Regions from separate parts of the Mus musculus genome. Here region 2 is linked to region 1. A link is a loop called in an ENCODE intact Hi-C map of the cell type or tissue named here. Cell type or tissue: gastrocnemius. All regions are shown on one strand. Links, peaks and the distances in the headings refer to the core of each region. The heading gives the core; the rest is flanking DNA. Region 1 overlaps Platr6 (a long non-coding RNA gene). Region 2 has its middle 52 kb from the start of Gm5420.

Region 1 (2,917 bases), core at 166-2,665:
CTTCGACACCAGTAAAGGCGTTGTCAAGGATATCAGATTTGAGCTGCTTAAAAGGACTGGCTGAAGGGCCAAGACTGGGTGCTGTGGTGTGAAGACCTCAGGACCAAGAATCAAGGGCAGGGGCAGGGTAGTACGTCTGTGTTGGGAGAGTAAATATGACTGCCATCTTGACAGGAGAAGGTTCCAGATCTACATATAGGTAATAAGGAGCAGTGGCCCACAGGCATTCATTTTTTATGTATTTATTTATGTTGGCTGCTTTAAATAAAGTCTCATCCAACCCAGGTTGTTATATAACTAATGATGACCTTGAACTTGTCCCTCCTTCTTCTGCTTCAAACGTTGGGGTACCAGGTGTAGGGGGGGTGGCACTGTGTGACCATGGTGTTCTGGATGCTTTGGGTAGTACTTACAGCCACGAATGGTGATAACTTCCTGTCCTCCAGCACTTGGGAGGTAGAAGGAGAAGGATCAAAAGCCCAAGGTTAGCCTAGCCTGCTTTGTGAGTTTGATACCAGTCTAGCCTATTTACTACCTTCTCTCAAAATCCAAACAACAACAACAACAACCAACTGAAAAAGTAAAAATACTTCTTAGGGCTAGCAAGGGATCTGTTGGCATGGTTTCGTAATAGTTAAAGTATGGCGATAGGGATCACCAGGCTAGCATGGCAGGTGTGAGGATGGCTAAATTGCTGATAAAGTGGACGGAAGCAGTGTGCCAAAGACCAGAGTCATTTATTTCTGGGGTTAAGCAGAGAGTGTGTAGTATACTGTTTACATGGCTGGCGAAGCCCAAGCAAGATCAGAGATGGTGGAAGTGGAGGTTTGGGGAGGAAGACTGAGATCAAATAGATCTCAAACAGAAAGTCAGCAAGCCTGGAGTCCCTCAAAAAGTCAAGTTTGAAAGCATGTATTTCAAAACCAGAAGCATATAAATATAGCTTAGAGCCACGAGTCATATAGGATTACATGAACAGTGAGTTTAGACTGAAAACAGCATTGATTAAAGCCGGCTGCTGAGAAAGTCAACTCACATATGCAAGAGTGGAGCCCCTGAAATGGCTCAGTGAAAGGAAGCGCTTGTGGCTGAGCCTGACCTCCTAAGGTCCAGCCCTGGGATCCACATGATGGGAAGAAAGAACCACTTTCCCCAAGTCCTCTGATCTTCTCACAAAACCCATAAGTGAGTGCACGCACATATGCACGCGTATACTAAATAAATAATGCTATTTTTTCTTTTTCTTTTTTTTCTTTTAGAAAGGAGTATAGAAAGAAAAGAGAATAGATTGACCAGGAAGGATGAGGGAAACAGGAGTGTGGACTTTCTGAAGCCGTAATAAATAAAATATATTCAAGAAAGCAAGAGTCAGCCACTAAGTCCATTGAGAGAGTGAATAAGGAGAGGTGAGCCTGGCCAGGAGTTTGCTGGCAACAACAGAATGAACGGGAGGGAAAGGGCCTGATCAGAGTGGCGTGAGATGATACACTGGCACATGCCCGTAGTGCCATCCCTTGAGAGGTGGGGGCAGGGAGGATGAGGAATTCAAGGACATTCTGTGCGAGAGTGAGACCCTTATCTCAAGAAAAATATCAACCGATGAAGCGTGGCACGGCGTCCTGACCCTAAAGGAAGGGTGATTGTGAGGACAGCCTGGGCTGCCTGACACCAAAGGTAGGGTAATAATGAGTGCTTGTTTTGGGTCTCCATTCTTGTTGACTCTCAGGCCATGGAGTACCATGAAGTGAACCCAGAGAGATGACGTTAAATTCCTGCATGATTATCCGAAGGTGGATTCACCGTAAAGAATGTGTTAAGCACACCAGGTCTAAAGATGAATAGGATCACCACCAAGGTCATCATAGACACTACCTATTTTCACCATAAAAATTAAATATTAAAACTGCTCACCAAAAGGATGGAGTATGTGGCACAGTCTCGATCTGATTTTGTAGATCCTGTAAAAGAAATGGAGACATTAGAAGAATTGTCATGAATATACAGACAGGTATTGTTTGTGGTTAGGAAACACATGAGAGTCCTTTATTCTTATCATAGCTGGGGGAGCCTTACCTGCCCTGTCTGGCATGCCAGCAATTCACGAGGAGGCCTGGGAGGCCTTACTCATTGTTTGTCCCTTTTAAAAGCCTGATATAGCTCTTTTTGTTTGGCGTGACCAATCATTCTATTCTGTGGCTGCACTTCGCTGCTCGGCTATTTAAAAATCTCTTAAATAACCAAACCGTAGCCTTTTTCTATTTAACGGTCAAGATCAATTAAATGTCCTTCAGAGTTACTTCCAGAGACTTGGGAGAAGCCTGTGGTCTTTACCAGTTTATCAGCTGAGATGGCTCGAGGTCTCCCTGAGCACGGTGCTCCCCGTGGGAACCTCCCTCCTCCGAGCTTTTTGTTTTCTGCTGATTGTGAATCCTGCTGGGCATGGAGGGTTACTTCTTACTTGACAAATCTAAATAGAGAATAGGAGTTAGTTCTCCTTGCACTGATCTCTTCAAACGACTCACCAACTTGACCGTGTTCTACACAGACCAGGTGCTGAGCCTGGTAACTCAGAAAAACAGCTGAGCCTGCGTTTTGTTTTGTGAGGCAGTTGTATACTCTTATTGACTCTCACAAGAACTCAGAGCAAGCAGATGCCAAAAAAAAAAACAAAAAAAAAAAAACACAGAGTGACTTGCTCAAAATCACATAGAAATATAGATATGCTTATTTGACCCTGGCAAGAATGCAGCAGAATAGACAGAAGTCTAAACTGAGTCAGGAGAGTAAACCACTTGCTCAAATTCCCTCAAAACCTCATGCAAACCTGCTAGCAATGGCAATATGGTAGGGCTCTCATCTTCCGGGGTCTTCTTCAAGGATCCTGGACTGGGAAGATTGTCGCCAATGTGTCCACCCA
Region 2 (2,917 bases), core at 87-2,586, 100 kb before region 1:
CCATAAATATATACCATGTAATACCATAAGCATATATCATGCAATAACATAAACATATACCATGCACTAACATAAACATATGCCATGTAATAGCATAAACATATACCATGCAATAAGTCCATGCAGACTTTCATACTCATTGAATCATGTAGGAAGAAAAGCTCTTTCTGCTATTACAATACTTAGAAGATCTATGTTATTTCAAAAATTAAATTGTCCCTTTATTTATTTATTCAGGCCTTTCAGGTCACTAGGGAATAAAAATGAAGTCATGTGTCAGGGTGGTTCTGGGTGGGACATGTGCCAGTCTGGGGTTCAGGATGGCTCTGGACTGGAGGCTGTGTGCTCTTTGGGGAGGCAGAGAGGCTCACACTTGCCCCCAGCATTCCAACATCTGAACATGAAGTTCTTGGCTCCTGGAGCAGCCGACCGATTAGCAGAGCCTCATGTGACCCACGGAGGACATTTTAATTACAGTCGGTCTGGTAACATTTACCCAGCCGAAGGTGTCTGGTTCGTTAAGTACCCCCCCCCCAGAAGCTGAATCTAAGAAACATATGCCAGACTGGCCTTCGGCCTGTGAAAGATAGGCAGGGCATCTGATCAAAATAGACATGATGACAAGCCCTCAGATTCATTTCATCTAGGGACAATCTCCTCGGGTTCTGTAATGACACCAAAATAAACTGCCCTAGGTTGAGAGGAACCGATACATTGTGTAAAAACCTACAGAGACACAGCTGTGCAGCCACCCCTGTACCCGACTCCAGTTTTCATATCTGCAACACGGTGAAACAGAAAATCCTTCCTGATCTTCGGCTTCAACCCACGGCAGACGGAGTGAGGATAAAATCAACCCTTCGCACCTAGCAGTGTTCAGTCCCTGGTACTTAGCCAGCCGCCCTAACGTTAACAAGCTTAGTTCTGGGAAGTACCTTCTGGACCAAAAGATAAGACCGCTCGTCCCCGGCAAATCGCATTTTCTCAAATATTTTTGCCCAAAGCTGAGGTGTAAGCCTTCTAATAGAATTATGCAAATTTTGTCCTAACTCTGAATGTTTTAAGAAGGAAACATCACTTTGAAGCGTCACAGATACGCGGGCCTGACACTGCAAAAGCAAGCTGGGGACTACAGTCAGTGATGGAGACAGGGATGATACCGGAGGCAGGACCTCCTGAATCTCTGAGGTGGTTATGTTTTGCACAGACTTCAAGCACCTCCTGCCTCGGAAGGTCAGTCTGACTGTGGATGTGAGGATGGAATTGCTGACTGGACATTAGGGGATTATCTGCTTGGCAGAACAGAGCCCGGTTCCAGTGCATCTTGCTCCTGATTTGAACTGGCTGGCGGAGCGCAGACATCCCAAGCACAAGGTTGGATGGTGAACATGGACAGCCAAGCAAGGCTTTTGTAGCTCCTAAAAGCAGATATGGTTGCTTGGGAAATAATTTTACGAGAGGCGTATTCCTTTATGTGATCTGGAAAGATGACTATAAAGAATGTGTCCAGTCTAATACATGCTTAACATTTCAGACTAGGCTACCATGCCTTTTTAAAATGTCCACACATGGAAGGTAGGTCAGCTATACTATGGGAAAGCACACAAATTGTTCTCACTCTTTGATTCTTGACCCCTTCACACACGTATGAACAAAAGCATTTATTTGAAATAGTGTGTGCCACAAAGCACTGTCAGATTGTGAACTCATACCTAAGTGGCCAATGAAAGCTGTGATCTTATTGGACGAAGCCTGAATGGCAACCCCAACCAAAACATAGTTTCCTGTTAGGAATTTCTTGAACTTGAAAGACAGAACAAAAGCAGAGGTGTTCCCAGTTGTCCTGTGAGCTGGGTTTCTCCTTGGGTTGTGTGTTTCTATCATTGTTGCCCTTCCAGGTGAATATAGTCTCTTTCAAAAGACAGTGGCTATACAAGGCAGAGAGGTCAAGGGGAGATGGGGTGTAGGCAGAGATGCTTGTCAAGCCTTTGCCTGTATCCCAGTTGACCTGATCTTTACTGCTGGCATTCTGTCCCTGAAAGACTTCAGTGAAAATACTCCTGTATATTAAAAAAACAAAAACGAAAAGCCACTCAACACAGCAACCTCCCTGAAAGGCCCAGGTTCTTCCCTCTCAGCCTGTGCCTTCTCTCTCTTGGCACTGCCCTGTCATGTACCCTTTGGAAGCAGCCACTTGACTGGCCGCTGTGAAGAGTGCTGCTAGCCCCAAACTTGTTTGCTCCCATCCGCCAATGCTATGTGCACTCTCAGCTAGCACAGCTGCCAAGAGGCTCAAGTTGGGAACACTAGCTGTCTCAAATATGTGATTCGGATTTCAAAACCAAGTCCTGTGCTCCTGGCACTCACAAGCTTCCAAGAAACTAGGGGCTTTGCTGTCACTGTCTTTACTGCAAGACAGTTTCTTTTGCAAGTTGCTTGTTATTTACTGGCATTAAAATCTGACATCTGGAGGTCATCGGAAATTGAAGAGTTGCTTTCCTGATTTATTTATTTTTATTGTTGGTCCAATCCAATCAGAAGGCACCTCTCCACAGCCTGTTACACAGTTTGTACCACTTTTGCTCCTGGGAGTTGTTCAGTGTTATTCAGAGGGAGTAACATTGGCATGAGCAAAGTGGAACCCATTTCTTCACTGATCGGCATGGATGGTACTCTTTTTATCAACTCTTGCCAAGGCCGTAGTTCGTAAGTAATTAGCTGGCTTAGGTGAAGCTCAAACTTAGCAAGTATCTTTCTTTAAGAAAGTATTTTACATGAGCAGGAAAAAGAAGATGAAAAAAACTAAACCAAACCCAGGACACACCTGCCAAATTAATTCTGACCCCAGCGGTAATGTACTCTTCATTGATGATAGGATTTAGGGGTGGGGGTGGGGGTCGGAGGAGGTAGAGTTCTC

Evidence for each region. A loop is a pair of places that touch in the nucleus more often than their neighbours do. Peaks named below come from ENCODE experiments on the same cell type or tissue, not always from the same donor. Only the 100,000 strongest peaks of a DNase experiment are listed, where the experiment ranks them.
Region 2: it touches region 1 in a loop (2.7-fold over the local background); 1 of 42 quality-filtered maps calls a loop at or near these places.

What each region holds. Positions count from the first base shown.
Region 1 is chr10:21,842,515-21,845,431 of GRCm38, forward strand. It overlaps Platr6 (a long non-coding RNA gene), which reads right to left. Exons shown (of 5, transcript XR_001779731.1): 2 at 2,332-2,467; 3 at 1,912-1,958. Among named protein-coding and RNA genes, the nearest start is that of Platr6, 14 kb to the right of the region's middle. In gastrocnemius, for the core only: no CTCF peak of the experiment used is centred there; a DNase peak (open chromatin) is centred at 1,550.
Region 2 is chr10:21,741,278-21,744,194 of GRCm38, forward strand. No RefSeq gene overlaps it. Among named protein-coding and RNA genes, the nearest start is that of Gm5420, 52 kb to the left of the region's middle. In gastrocnemius, for the core only: no CTCF peak of the experiment used is centred there; no DNase peak of the experiment used is centred there; H3K4me3 peaks cover 1,554 bases; H3K27ac peaks cover 2,500 bases.